Linked DNA regions of Homo sapiens: region 2 is linked to region 1. Evidence: chromatin contacts called from ENCODE Hi-C or POLR2A ChIA-PET data. All regions are on one chromosome and are shown on one strand. Each heading gives the region's core, a stretch centred on a gene start or an enhancer-like site at or near the end of the contact. The rest is flanking DNA. Distances are from core to core; before and after follow the strand shown. Region 1 holds the start of TSHZ3 (teashirt zinc finger homeobox 3). Region 2 has its middle 73 kb from the start of LINC02841.

Region 1 (7,466 bases), core at 1,760-4,259:
GTCGAGCTTGTCATCTCCAATCATTAAAGCTGTCAGGAATCCATCAGGTTTACAGCTAATTAGGTGAACACTAATGAAGCTGGCAAAACAACTTTTCTTTTTTTATGGCTGAGCGGACCTTTCAGTTTGGAGGGGAAAAAAATTCTCGAGTATTCTCAAGGTTGCTGGGGACTGGATTTCCAGTTACCAATCAGCAGACATCTTTCTTTTCCCCACTCTCTCTCTCTATCAGTACAAAGCAATCAATTTGTCATCACTCCCAGTATGCCACAAAAGCTGGCATGAACCTTATAACTTGCAGCTGGGAAAACTAAAAAAGAGGAGAAAAAAATGGGAAGTTTCTGGTCCATCCAAACAAACAAACCACCCCCAAAAAAAAAACCTCTGTGCATACTTATCACCAGCCTAAATGTGGAGTTTTTTTTTTTTCTCTCCACTCTTCTTAAATAAGTAGCTCTTCAGTCCGCCTCCACCCCCTCCTCCACATGTCCATTAGGCAGAGGCATTCTGATAAAGTAAATCCAAAACCCGAGTATGGGAAAGAAATAAAGCACTCATGCTGCCAGCTTCTGATTGACCATTAAGCTATTGATGAATGTGCCTGTCAGGAGAGAGACAATTAAATCAAATATGAAACAAAGTCGTTTTGACGGGTCATTTTGATAGAGCAAAACCATTCTTCCATCTCCTATTAGTCCTGCAGTCAAGTTTTTTATATAATGAATTTTTCTTAACTGACCTGAGATTTCCTGGCTGGCTTTCTTTAAAAAAAAAAAAAAAGTGTGAAAAGGTTAGTGAACAGGTTGCTCTAAAAATAAATAAATAAATAAATAAATAAAGCCAACAGCAGGTTCCCTCCTCCTCTGATATTTTTCTGGAGGAAGCTATCAAATACGAGTCTCAGATTGGCAGGGTGCAACCGAAGAGATGAACTAGAGAGAGAGTTCTGAACCAAATGTAAAGATGTAATCACATATGGTTCATTGGATGGAGGCACACACATACCTTAAAATGTGTATCCAAAAAGGAAAGAAAAAAAAAATTTCAAAGACTGGAAGAAGCCCAAGACATTCCTACTACTCAACTTTGTGAAGGATTCCTCCAAAGTTTCAGAGTTTATTTTGGGTAGATAAGCTCATTGCTTGAGCCTGGAATTTAAAGTAGAAGGTGGGACGGGCAAGAAGCAAGCTCCAGGAGGTTAACTAGGGAGGCGGCAAGCTCCCTACAATCACTCCTGGAATTTTCAAACTTTCTAAATTTGGGCAACACCGAGGACAGAGAGCAAAACCTGCATCCTAAGCCCCAAACCAACCCTGTTTTCTTCTGAGATTTTCTGAAGACACTGGCAGGCAAGTACATTTCTGGGAGAAGAGAGAATTATCATTCCTTCTCTGTGACCCCGTGTAAGGGGTCTGGAGTGCAGAGTGCAGCCAACGTGTGAGGTCCCCTGGCAGTGCCGGCTGGCATGATGGAAATTATGGGCACTCAGGGCACCATGGCTACAACGCCTTCCTCCAAGATGGGCACCAGCCAATGCCCTGACCCTACTCTCTGCCCTTCCCTCTTAACATCAAAAGAGAAGTAAAAGAAAGGAAGAGAAAAGAAAAGAAAGGAAGCCCCACTTAACCCTCCCCTTCAGGGAGCATCTGAACCTCTGCACATCTGAGTGTTACTCATATCAAAATACATCACGTCCATATGTGGTCCTCTCGGCAATCCGCCCCAAATCCCAAAGTTGCACTGACAGGGCCCTCCTGACGTCACAGAGCTTGGCCTCACTATTGCAAGTGATTTATTGATGTTTATTGGGAATGAATAGATCAAAGGCAGCAGCATGACGGGCGATCAATCAGTCATCAAATCAAGGATGGCAACGGGCCAGAAACCCTTCTTCCAGGCAACATGCCCCCAACCGACATTATTGCAAAATAATGTTATGTGTGTGGTTTTTGTTTTGTTTTCAATGATGCGTTTTCCAGAAAAGAAAAGAAAAAAATCGGCTCAGTCTTAACAGGAGTTGACACTCCCGGTTAAAGAAGAAGAAAAAAAAAAAAAAAGGAGGAACAAAAAAGTACTCAGACACGTCCCAGAACTAAGTGCTATGCGGAGATGAGGGTGGGAGCAGCAGTACAAGGAGGGGGTGGGGGCGAGGAAACACAAACAGGGGAGAAGGAAACGCCAGCATCTAACATGGACTTGACAGTCATCTGACAATACCCAGACCCTGTGCGCTCCGGGTTCCACCGCTGTGCCCAGTTTGGGCCCAAGAAATGAGGAATCAATCGTGTTAGTACTAAGGTGGCCGAGGGGACCGGCTCGCTCACTCGTTCGCGCTCCCTGGCTCGGCGGACACCAGGCAGTCCCCCGGCGGTCGGCCGCTCGGAGGACGCGGAAGATGTCCCGGGGAACTCAGGTGACCCCGCCCGCCACCCACAGAAAGAGCCAGGCCGGGGTTGCTTCCCATTCCCTCTGCAGCCGGAGAGCTGAGGAGGTAGGGACCTGGCGCGGCTCAGCGCGCTCCGCGAGCGGCTCCCCAAATGGGTGCGAGAGGGAAGAGGGCAGAGCGCGGCGGGGCGTCCGGGGGGCGCCCGGTACCCGAGGCGGGCGCACGCACCCAAACAGGAGAGCGGCGCCCGGAGTTACTCAGTGCGGGCAGAAGAGCGGGGCGAGGAGCGGGGTCGCGCCCGCTGGAGGCGCGGGGCGAGCGGAGGAAGAGGAGGAGGAGAGCAGAAGGAAGGGGAAGCGGCTCGTACCTGCTGCGCGCCGGGGCGCCTGCTGCTTCCTCCTCGGCATGATGCTTCTCCGGCGACTGCCACTGCCGCCGCCGCCGCCGCTGCCGGGCTGAGGACAGGGAGGGAGGGGGCGGCGGGCCCGCGGGGGGGCGAGGCGGGCCTGCTCTCAGCCTCCCCCCCGGAGAGCGGCCGCCCGCAGGATGCTGCTGCGCCCAGGCTCTCCGCGTCCCCCCCGCGCCGCGCTCCGCCGCGAACCCCGAACGTGCGGAGGGAAGAAGGAGGGCGGGCGAGGGAGGCTCGGGGAGGGAGGAGCACGGGGGGGAGGAGGAGGCAGAGGAGGAGGAGGTGGAGGAGGAGGAGGAGGACCGCGCTGCCGGCGGAATGGGAAGTTTGACAAATCGCTCCAGAGGCCAGAGGAGGAGGGGGCGGGGAGGAGCGGCGGCCCTGCCCCCCCCCGCCCCGTCCCCAGACGAGGTGCGCGGGGTTCGGGGCTGGGGGGCGGGGAGAGGGCGGGCAGAGCGGTGGGAGGAGGAGCGCGGGAGCGGCCCGGACCGGTACTGCCCCGGCCCCCGCCCCTAGGCCGGGGGTCACGGCATCCGGGGGGACGCGCAGCCGCCGCCGCGGCCCGGGGCTCGGCGGTCCAGTCTTCTGCCCGTGGCGCGGCTGGAGCGGCGGCGTCGGCAACAGGCAAGCTTAAAGGAAAAGGAGATGATCGTGTCAATCGCCCGCCCGCGGGGGCGCCGCGCCCCCGCCCCCGGCCCCAGGCCCGCGTGGGACCCCCGCCCCGCCAGCGAAAGGGGTGCCGCCCCTCCGCCTCCGCCCCGTGCGCACACGCGGGGGCGCGGCGCCAGCCCCGCCGAGCCCGTCCCGGGGCGCTCGTTACCCCCCACCCCTATTCCCACCCAGCGTTCGTCCCCAGCCACCCCCCAGCTGCCCCACCCGGCTCGCACTCCTCTCCACCCGCCGACTCCGGAGCCCCCAGCGTGGTCCCCGGGCCGGGGCTGGCGTCCCCCGGGGAAGCCAGAGCCCACGGGCAGGCCCCCTCCAGGGAGGAGGCGGGCGCGGGCCGGGGCGGGTGGGGGCAGCCCTCAGACCCCGCGCCACCCAGCTCCTCCCCCAGGACCCGCCGTAGCCACTTCCCCCAATTTTTTTTCCCCGGACAAACTTTCCTGGGCCCGTCCCGGGGGTCGGTGTGGGAGGGGGTTCCTTCAAGTTTCCTCTCCTGACTTTGGGATGATCAGGGTCCCTCCACCCCGCCCCTCGCCCCCGGGAGCCGGGCCGCGCCCCCCATCCACGGCGCGGGCCGATCCTAGGGCGGGACGGGGGCGGGAGAAGGAAACCGGGCTCCCCTGCCCATCCCCCGCCAGGGGCTCCCCCCGAGAGCCTAGGGGGCCGCCGCGCCGTGTCCCGCGCCCGGCCTGCCGGGGCTGCTGGACTAGAGGGATTGATTATTGATTGGTGATCGGGGTCGCTGAGGCTCCGGGCCGGCCCGGCCGACTGGCCGCGGCAAGAAGGAGCTGGCTGGGCGGCGTGGGCGGCGGGGCGACGCGGGCTCACTTACGGGCGGCGGTGAGGGCGCGGGTGGGCCGGAGCTCATGCGGGCGACCCCCGGGCGGCGGCGGCTGAGCGGGAGCCGGAGCCCGAGCGGCGCGGGCGGCGGCGCATCGATGCGCTGCGGGCTCGATTGCGTCTCCCTGGGCCAGCTCTCAGGCCGGGAATGGGGCGGCCGCGCCGGGGCCGGCTCCGGGCGCTGCCGGGCGGCGGCTGCTGGAGCGCGGGGGCGGCCTCCGGGCCCACTATCCCCGAGGCGGCCCTGCGCCCGGGCGCGCCGGCTGGGGCTCTGGCGCTCTCGCAGGCCCCGAGGCCGACAGTCCCGGCGAGGGCGGGCGCCCCGCGCTCCAGCACCGGCTGCCTGAGCGCTCCTGGAGCAGCAAACCCCAGACTTCTTCCTCCTTCTCTCCTTCCTTCCTTCCCCCTCCCCTTATCTTTTTCTTTTTTTAGTCTCTTTCTCCCTCTTTTTCTGCCCTGTGTCCTTTTTATTTTTTCTCTACGACTGTTTTTGCAAGTTTGTTTCAAAAGTTCACAGCATGCTTTCTTTTCTTTTAGACCGGGAGACAGTGATCTCACCCACACGGTAAGATCAAAAGTCTCCGCTCGCCCAGCCTGCGGGCTTGGGCTGGGTCCAGACGTCTCCCAGGATGCAGATGCGCCGCCGCTGGCCTCCCCGGCTATAAAGCCGCCTCCAGCGCCTTTCCGCGCGCAGGAGCGCTCGGAGTTGTGGGGTACGGACCCCAGGCGGGGCAGGGAGTCCGAGGCGGGCTGCGGCGGGGCTCTCGGGCTGGCGGACTCGGGGGCTGAGGCGCCGTGCGCGTTGGGTGCCCGCGGCCGCAGAGGCCAGAACCGCTACTCCTCCAGGCCGGGGAGACGCGGCCGTGGAGCGTGAAACGCTTCTTGCAAGCGAGGAAACGGTGAGTTGGCCGACACCGCCGGCGGCCTCACCATTCTGGTGGCCGCGCTGAGCTCCTGTCGCCTGGAGGCGGGTTGCGCCGCACGGGGTCAGCTCCCGCCGGCTCCCAGCTCACCTTCGAAGCTCCCACTTAGGCGCGCCCGGTGCGGCGTGTGCACAGCGCGGGGCGCCGCACACGGAAGCGTGTAGTTCTCCCTGGTCGCGCTTTTCTCCTCCTTTCCATCCCCTCGCTGTTCTTGCAAACCTCTGTTCCTTCGGCCCCCTCCCACTGCGGGCCGCGGCCTGAACTCGGGTCTCCGCGTAGCCGGCCGCCGCCGCTGGGTCGCTGCCTGGCCCTCCCCCGCTCAGGCGCCGAGCGCTGTGCGATCCGCCCTAACATCTGTCCGTCCAACCATTGGCGCATCCATCAGTGTCAATGGGCTGCACATTGCAGCGACAGCCCGCCACGCACAACACGGGCTATGCGGAGTGCACGCAGCAACCATACTGCCATGTCGGGACACGCAAAAAGGCCCCCGGCCTGGCTTGGCACAGCCTGAAGGCCTAATCTGTGTTCTTTCAGCCACATGTACCCACCCCCACTTAATATCTGGACCCCCAAACATGAATAGTTTTGCAGACCATTGTAGGGATGGAATTGAAGGAAGAGGGGCAGTGTCGCCCGAGTCATTATTTTCCACCAGGTTTTCTCTGCCCTTGTGTGGGCTGGGTGTGGCTAGGAGAGAAGGAAGGGAGACTTCCCAAATCCGCACCAAGCACACTGCAGAACCGGAAGCTACCTGGATGCAAGGGCTTAAACCCCCTTCACCTGGGCCTAGGATGTGTTGTCGAGGTCGCTGGCCAGGTTTTAGCCAGGAGGTCTCGCGCTAAAACTTTTTGGCCCCGCCTGGCTGCTGTGTGTGACATGGCCTGATGGAGAGGAGCTGGAGAGCGGAGGAAAACGTGGATCCCAGTGAGAACTAAGGGCCAGATTTAGGGAGAAATAGTGTCTGGATGGCAGTAAGTCTGTAATTCACATTTTGTTTACAAAGGGAGAAAGGGCAGGGCTGTAGGTTTGAGAAGCCAGAGGTTTGCGCGGAGTTCCGTGTGCCCATTCCCCGAGAGTGCCGCTCTTGGCTGTAGTTGTTTGTTCTACCTGATTTTGCCTCTTGCCTTCAACTCCCCCATAACCCCTCCCCAAATGTCCAGAGGGCAAACATATGCGCATACCTCCCTGATCAATCCAGCCAGACCAAAGGGCCTTCCCTGTCCTCCCCCTAAGAACTTAATGGGAAGAGTGTACGGGGGACCTACTCTTGGGACATCTGCAGGGCGGCTGTACCAGGCGTTTTACCTGACTTTATTCTTACCGCAAAGATTTCCGTCTCGGTACCTGGTGCCCCCTCAGAGTCCACTACACAAACGGGTAAAATCCCGCGCGGCTATTCATTTCGCCATTCGCGAGTAAGAAGGGGAAAAGGAGCCGCTTCTAGGAGAGCACTGAGGTATGCTCGGTTCGGTTCCCGAGGAGGCCAGAAGCGGCCGCGGCGGCGCGGGCTGGAGCTCCCTCCTGCAGGGAGACACCGCGCTCTAGGGTGCGGGCTTCGCCGCCCACATCCAGTGGTCGAACTGTTTTCACGCTAGACTAGAGGGCGGAAAAGTCTGCGCCCGCGGAGAAACTAGAATTCTGTAGAATGTACACTGTGTAGAAATCTTTTCACCCCACTCTTCAGAGTTGCAGATTATCTTTGAAAAACAACAGGCTCTGGCCCTGCCAGCCCTAGTAACTTCTACCCGCCTGAGTCACTCTGAAAAGTAAGCCCCTAGGCCAGTGAGATGTCCCCACCTTTGGGAGGTGCCGCCTTTCCGGGAACATTAAAAAAAAAACCCTAAAAATAGAAGGAGGAAAAATGAGCAAAGGCGGTGGGACGACTCACCGAAACACCGAGGTGCAAATGTCCATTGGAGAAACTGGCAGTCGCATGGCAGCCAGCTGGCTCACCCAATAGCTGGGTGGTAACCTTGTGATCCCCAAACATCCCCCAGGGCCATGAAGGCAGTGCTGACCCCCACGATTGCACCTCAGGCCCGGTGGAATCCCGCTCCTCCTCCATAGTGGTGCTATGTAATCAGTAGAAAATCAGTAGAAAAGCTCCCAAATGAAGCTGCTTCAGGTCAGGGGTTAGAAATCTGCCTCAGACTTTTTGAACTCAAGGAAATCGGGACATCTGTCCCCAGAGCTACCTGTGCCCCACCCCAGGATCATTCATGACCTTAGCTACCGGGAG
Region 2 (7,466 bases), core at 3,609-6,108, 99 kb after region 1:
AAAAGAAAGATACATTAATGAAAAAGAGTGCAGAGTCTGGAAACGGACCCATATGTCTATGAAAATTTACAGAATAATAAAAATAAAACAAGATCTTTGTTTTACAACATTAATGCAGTGAAATGCAAATAGGTTAGAAATCTACAGATTTAAAAACAAAACTTTGAAAGCACAAGAATAAAATGCAGAATAATTTTTAGGGTTTGGGTAATAAAGACTTTCTAAAGCAGGAGAGAAAACTTAGACATAATAAAGTAAAAGAGTAATCAGACTTTATTGGCAATTTAAAAATCACCATACATACAGTTGTTTCAATTTACCAGTGACAAACAGAAATTAAAAATTAAAAAAATATTTGCAACAGCATTAAATTTTCACCTCAAAAAAATAAATCTAATGAAAAGTATGTGAGGCTTCTTTACAATAATTATAAAGTATTATCATTAATAATCATCACTATATTACCTTTTATTATTTAATAATGAAATCATTATTACTAAGATGTAAATGAATGGATCTATATACCTTGTTCTTGGGTTGGATTTTAGCTATGCCAATTCTCTCCAGATGATTTATTATAGTTGATGTAATCTCAATAAAGACATCAATATCTGTTTTTGGAGAAAATTGGCAAGCTGACTTAAATTTTAATGAGACTATAAAGGGCTAAGAATAGCCAAGATACTCCTTAAGAAGAAGAAGAAGGTGGAAGGACTTACTCTTCTGGTTATTCAAAGTTATGATGAAACTACAGCAGTGAAGACTGTGGCATTGGTTCAAGGATGGATAAATAGGCCAATGAACAGGAAACAGGTCAGAGAGAGTCAGGGACACTTGATCCATGACAAAAAGCACACTGCAATGGGGAAACGATGTCCTTTCAATAAACACTACTAGGCCAATTGAATAATATAGAGAAAAAGGTTGACTCCCTACCTCACACCAACCTGTCCATATACAAAGATCAATTCCAGGTAGTTTATAAATCTAAGTGTGGAAGGAAAACAATAAAGCTTCTAAGGAAAACATTGGAGAGTTTTCTTATAGCCTTAGGGTAGAAAAGACTTCTCAAGTAAGATATAGAAAGTAGTGTCATAGAAGAAGATTGATTAATTGAACTGCATTAAAATGAAAAGCTTTTGTTCATTAAAAGACATCATGAAGAAGCAAAGATAAATCACAGAGTGGGAGAATGTATTTGCAAAGCAAATTACCAATAAACAACTTATTCCTGGAATATATAAAGAACTCCTGCAAATCAATACAAAATGACACACAACTGTGCCAGCTATTAATTTATTGCCTCTCAGCTCCAAATTCACCCAATTTCCCCCTAGTTTGCAATACTGGAGCTGGGATCTGTACTCAGTTCCTGCTTTGCTCAGTGGCTTTATGTCAGGCTGTGTCAATAGGGATCACTGATGGAGGCTGCAAGAATGGAAGAGGGACAGGGATGTTTTCTCTCCCTGGATTTTGCCATTGGTGGTAAGCAGAACAGTCCAAGGGCCGTGAGTTCCTGCAGCGCCCCTGTGACAGTAGGCATTTCTCATGGTTTTGGGATAGCCCAGCAAGCTTTGTCTTTATTGCAGAGGCATGTGACAAAGTTCTGCAACAGCTGCATCATCTCAACAATCTGAATCTCTGTTTTTAGAGGCCTCTTTTCTAAGCTGCCAAGTTTCTTCCTTGGCTTCCTTTTCTCTCAGCCCCAGGAGTGGTCGCTTTCTGCAGCTGCTACCCAGATACAACTTAGAGTCCTCTTTTACCTCTTTTGGTTATTCGCCATCTCTTGCCTACTTAAGAAATATTTGCAATACTTTTTTTCTTTGTTCAAATTTCTGAGTGTGGAATCATTCTCCTAACTGAATCCTGGCATATACAACAACCCAATAGAGAAACGGGAGAGACTCAAACAGGTACATCATAAAGAGGATGCCCAAATGGCAAAGAAACATATGAAAGAGGGCTCACCTTCATTACTCATCTGAGAAATGCAAATTTAAGGCAAACACAATACCACTATCCACCCATTAGAATGGTTAAAATTAGAAAGACTCACAATACCAAGTGTTGATGAGAATGTGGAACAGCCAAAACTCTTACAATGCTGATAGGTCCATGAAATGATGAAACTACTTTGAAAAAGTGACATTGTCTATACTCTGTGTATACTATGTGGCATACACCCAACTGCAAAGGATATAAAGATACACTGAAAAACATGTACAAGAATATTCATGGCAGCATTGTTTATAAAAGCCAAACTCTGAAATTAAAATAAAAACAACTCAGAGGTCCATCAGAAGTAGAATAGGTAAAATATGATACAATGATTAAATGCAATGTTATACAAAAACAGAAACAATCTGTACCTATGTTGTATAACATGGATGAATTTCACAAACATGATACTGACCAACAGAAATAAGGAGCTGGGTGCTGAGAAGTATATGACATATGATTATTCTATATAAATTTTTAAAGGGCTAAACTCATCTTTTGATAGTTATCATTGCTGGGAAATCATTACCTCTAGATGGAGAAAGGAGGTAGTGACTGGGAGGGTGTAAGAAGGGAACCTCATGGCAGGTAAAATTTTTTTATTTCTTGACCTGGGATATGTTCATTTTGTGAAACTTGATGAACTCACTGTTTTAAAATCATGTACTTTTCTGCATATATGTTATTCTTCAATTAAAAAGTAAAAAGAAGACAGAAAAAGAAAAGGCAGCATGTTAAGACAAAATACTTAACTATATTTTATTAGTGAAAGTTTAGGATCCAATCCACATAAAGAGTTTCTGTTTAAAAATGACAAACAACCTTAGAGAAAAATGGACAAAGATTATAAAAAACAATTCACATAATACATACTATTATCCAATATAAAAGGCAGATTCCCTTAGTTTCTCTCTTCGAAGCCTGGGAAATAGGTACTTAAACACCAATGGCCTTGACTACCCATTTGAATAGGAAAACAAAAGGCTGACAAAATGTTGGGCGGGGGGATGTGGGAAAAGGGGCATCAGTACCCCTTTTCTGACTGTACCATCAGTCAGATATAAATTGTTAAAATTCTTTTGGAGGAAAATTTGGCAATATTTATCAAAATAAAAACAGGACTAACCCCTAGTCCACCATTTCACTTCTAGAAATTCTAAAATAACATTCACGCATGTTCAAAAAGATGTAAGCAAAATAATGTTTTGTTTTGTTTTTCTTTGAGACACAGTTTTGCTCTGTCGCCCATGCTAGAGTGCAGCGGCGCGATCTCTGCTCACTTCAAGCTCTTTTTGATGCCATTCTCCTGTCTCAGCCTCCCAAGTAGCTGAGACTACACCCAGCACCCGCCACGGTGCCCAGCTAATTTTTTGTATTTTTGTTTTTTTAGTAGAGACGGGGTTTCACCATGTTAGCCAGGGTGGTCTTGATCTCCTGACGTCATGATCCACCCGCCTCGGCCTCCCAAAGTGCTGGGATTACAGGCTTGAGCCACCATGCCCAGCCACAAAATAATGTTTATCGCAGCATTTTTTTCTTGTAACATAAAAAAGAAATGGGAAATTAAGTCTCTATGAATCAGAAGAAAATCAAGTTTCTTCATACAATGGAATACTACATGGCTGGTAAAAATATAATGGGGTCCTCTGTGACTTAACGTGACAAAATCTAGCGTAAGGCTAACTCATGAAAGCAACTCTCAAATCAGTGCATTAAACATTATAGCATTCATGTAAAAGAATTAAATACTCAGAGTATGTTTGTAAGGGTTGTTTTCAAGTTTGTCTCTATAGCCTCATAGACTACTTAAATATACCATACCAGAATATTTTTAAGTCACAGAAGTAAAGCGCTAATAAGCAAAAATAAGCATTTAAAGTCTCCTCCATGATGCCTGCTAGATAGTAGAATTCTTATTCCCTGATGTCCTAATGGCAGACTCTGGCTGATGAAAGTGATCAACACCTAACTATACAGGCATTTCAAACAACAGGATTTATTTACGGAGGACAGGAAGGAGGGAGCAGAAATTCTTGTTCAGAAAATAAATTCCTTAGAATTTCATTGAGCTTGTTTATTCTTGGCCTACTCCATGATATGGAATACTTACTTGGACCATCTTCTATCGGTTTAGGGATGGTGGGATGCTCTCTGTCCTGGACAAGGCTGATATGGATCCATAGAAATAAAATGTGAGCCTCCTGTGTGACTTTAAATGTTCCAATAGCGAAATCAGAAAAAAGTAAAATGAAACCAGAGAAATTAATTTTAATAATATATGTTATTAACCCAAGGTATGAAAACAATTATTATCTCAACATTTAATTAATATAAAAGTATTAATGGAATATGATGTATTCAATTTTTTGGTAAGATCTTCAAAATCTGGTGTGCATGTCACACTTACAGCCCATCTTGATTTGGATGCTATGTTTTTCTTGACTTGATCTGTATTTAAATTTCACAAACTTCCCAGTAGATTCAAATACCTAAGTTGTTTTGAACATATCTAAGCATATGAGTTTTTCAAGAACAGAATCAAGTATCAGTTTTTTAAAATTTGGATTTAGACAGAATGAAGTAAAGTTAAAAATTCAGTGCCTCCATTGCCCTGGCCATATTTCGAGTACCCAGTAGCCACATGTGGCCAGTGGCTCCATATTGGACAAGGCAAGTGGAGACCAGTCCTCCCATGTGGTCTTGGAGGTGGGTCTTGGCATTCTTGGGAACTGCTGCCCCAGCCAGCTGGGCTCCCTGGCCATGTTAGCTCTTCTCTGCATCCTGAACACGTGGGAGCTGCAGGCACTGGGACAACCAGGCAAGGGCTGGAGCTCTGCCAGCTTCCAGGGCAGGCAGCTGGTCCCACTTGTCTCAGACACCTGGCTGCCTGACATTTACCCAGCAGCCTCGGCTCCACCATGCAAAGCTGGCGAGGACAGACCAGGGTTCCTGCAGGCTGTGAAGGGCTCTGCAGAGGGACTGCATTCCTGGGGGATGAGCCTGACCTTGGGATGAACCCAGTGGGATGACATAAGCCATGATTTCACAACATGGCAGTGATCACGAGCTCTCTGTGAGCTGGGGTGGACCGCGGTTTCTGCTGAGAGCATGGCGGCTACAGGGGAAACTGAGGCAGCCCACAGCTCTGTCCTGCACCAAGATCTCTCCTTCAAGACAGGTCCCAGAGCCTCAGCATCATCAATCCCTGGGACACACATATCAGTGGCGAGAACTTGTATTTCCTCTGAAAACGGAAGGGCTGCTTTTCCACATCTTGAGAAGTAGCTATTTTTCTCTTTCTTCCTTAAATCAGTGATGAAGCTTCTGTTCAAGTTTCATTCTCGAGAACTGTGCAGAAGCTTCCCTCGCTTTGCGCTCTGGGCTGGGAAGACTACATGGTTCCATCAGTATTCTGTGTTCTCATTTTGGTGAAATTGAAATTTCATGGATTAAATCACCTCTCCTATGTACCCAGTACATGCCATGGAGACAACCCAATAAAAGGCATGGTCCCTGTCCTCCAGGATCCCACAGTTTCATGGAGGAAGTCAAAGGAGACTTCTTTTTATTAAAAACAGTGGCTCACAACCTTGCCTGCACAGTAGAATCCCTGGAAAGTTTTAAAAAGCATCAATGCCTAGGATGCACCACAGAGGTTCTGATTTAATTGGTCTAGGATGCAGCTTTGGCATTGGGATTTTATTTTGTTTTATTTATTTTATTTTATTGTTTGAGATGGAGTTCTGCTCTGTCACCCAGCCTGGAGTGCAATGGTGTGATCTCAGCTCACTGCAACCTTCGCCTCCTAGGTTCAAGCAATTCTCCTGCCTCAACTTCCTGAGTAGCTGGGATTACAGGTGCCCAACACTATGCCCACCTAATTTTGGTATTTTTAGTAGAGATTGGGTTTTACCATGTTGGCCAGGCTGGTGGTGAACTCCTGACCTCAGGTGATCCACCCACCTCCCAAAGTGCTGGGATTACAGGCGTGAACCACTGCCCCTGGCCGGCATGGGGATGTTAAAAGCTTCTCAGGTAATTCTCCTGTGCAGTCTGGGTGCGAGTGACAGTTTTACATCTCAAGTCCATGACCTTAGGGACAATCAACTGGGTCCCAGGAACTCTAATTGAATCCCAGGACTTCTGTGTTCAATGTAGCCTCCAAAGTTATCCTTTAGGTTGGCTGTGGTGGCTCACACCTGTAATCCCAGCACTGTGAGAGGCCAAGGTGGGTGGATCGCTTGAGGTCAGGTGTTCGAGACTAGCCTGGCCAACATGGCAAAACCCTGTCTGTACTAAAAATATAAAAATTAGCCAGGTGTGGTGGGGGGTGCCTGTAATCCCAGCTACTCGGGATGCTGAGGCAGGAGAATCGCATGAACCCGGGAGGCAGAAGTTGCAGTGAGCCAAGATCATGCCACTGCACTCCAACTTGGGCAACAGAACAAGACTCCCTCTTACAAAAACAAAACAAAACAAAAAACCACATGACAACAAAGTGATCCTTCGAAGTGTAAATTAGGCCGTAACCTTCTTCTCTTCAAAATTCTCTGTTGGCTCCCCATGTCCCTTTAAGTAACAGTCAAAGCCCTTGTGTCTCCTGCAAAGTCCATATGACGGGCTTCCCATGATGTCTGGGACCCATCTTCCATGCCCCTCTGCCTGCTTGCTCCCTGGGATCCAGCCGCCCGTGCCTCCTGGCCTTCCCTTGAATACCCCAGGCTCAGCCTTGACTTGGAGCTTTTGCACTGGGTCTTTCTCCTGCTTCCTCCTGTCTGGGGAATGGTCTTCCCCCAGAAATACACGTGGCCAACTCTCTCCTCTCCTTCACACCATTGCTCACATATTATCTTCTCAGTGAGGCTTTCTCTGGTCCTCTCCCAGCCCTGGTGCCCCTTTACCCAGCTCTCCATTTTCCAGCGTACTTGTCTCCTTCCAACGTACTATATGATGTACTTTCTAGCAATGTCTGTTTGTTAGCACCTGTCTCTCCTGCTAGAGATGTGTCTACTTTGTTTGCTGATGTATTCCTGGTGCCTAGGATGTGCCCGACATGAAATGTGTTCTGAAAATATTTAATAAATACATGAAAATCTGGAGAGTCCTAATTAAGACAGATTTCTCAGTAAATGAAGATGATGATTTTAGATGTTTAATGTCCCACATCCAGATTCTAACGAGAATAACAACAGGACTATAGTAAGAGTGATAACCAACACCTTCCTTGGAAAATAGGGAAGAGGTGTGCTACAGAAAGGTCAGAAACTGCAAGGAATTCCTACTAAAAATAGCAGGAGCCTAGGCGTGGTGGCTCATGCCTGTAATTCCAGCTACTGGGGAGAATGAGGCAAGAGCATCTCTTCAGCTCAGGAGTTCGCGGCTGCAGTGAGCTATGCTTGTACCACTGCATTCCAGCCTGGGAGACAGGATGAGACTCCCATCTCAAAAAAAATACAGTAAGTAAATGA

Evidence for each region. A loop is a pair of places that touch in the nucleus more often than their neighbours do. ChIA-PET counts read pairs that join two places held with the same protein, here RNA polymerase II (POLR2A). Pooled maps may share reads with other maps.
Region 2: a loop to region 1 is called in a map of Right ventricle myocardium inferior, with 4 times the contacts of the local background. The contact joins the enhancer-like site here to the promoter of TSHZ3 in region 1. A Hi-C loop is called at or near these places in 2 of 168 maps with a recorded cell type or tissue (IMR-90 and Right ventricle myocardium inferior) and 2 of 50 pooled maps. POLR2A ChIA-PET finds 5 or more read pairs at or near these places in 2 of 52 experiments (AG04450 and HEK293).

The regions. Positions count from the first base shown.
Region 1 is chr19:31,346,427-31,353,892 of GRCh38, forward strand. It overlaps TSHZ3 (teashirt zinc finger homeobox 3), which reads right to left and starts at 3,010. Exons shown (of 2, transcript NM_020856.4): 1 at 2,754-3,010. The coding sequence starts at 2,793. TSHZ3-AS1 (TSHZ3 antisense RNA 1) reads left to right here. Exons shown (of 3, transcript XR_002958388.2): 1 at 1-2,491. RefSeq lists enhancers at 6,217-6,718, 6,719-7,218.
Region 2 is chr19:31,443,538-31,451,003 of GRCh38, forward strand. No RefSeq gene overlaps it. Among named protein-coding and RNA genes, the nearest start is that of LINC02841, 73 kb to the right of the region's middle. RefSeq lists an enhancer at 4,918-5,418. Within about 2 kb of position 4,859, at least 3 of the 41 ENCODE cell types and tissues checked have a DNase peak (open chromatin) inside an H3K27ac peak, as active enhancers do.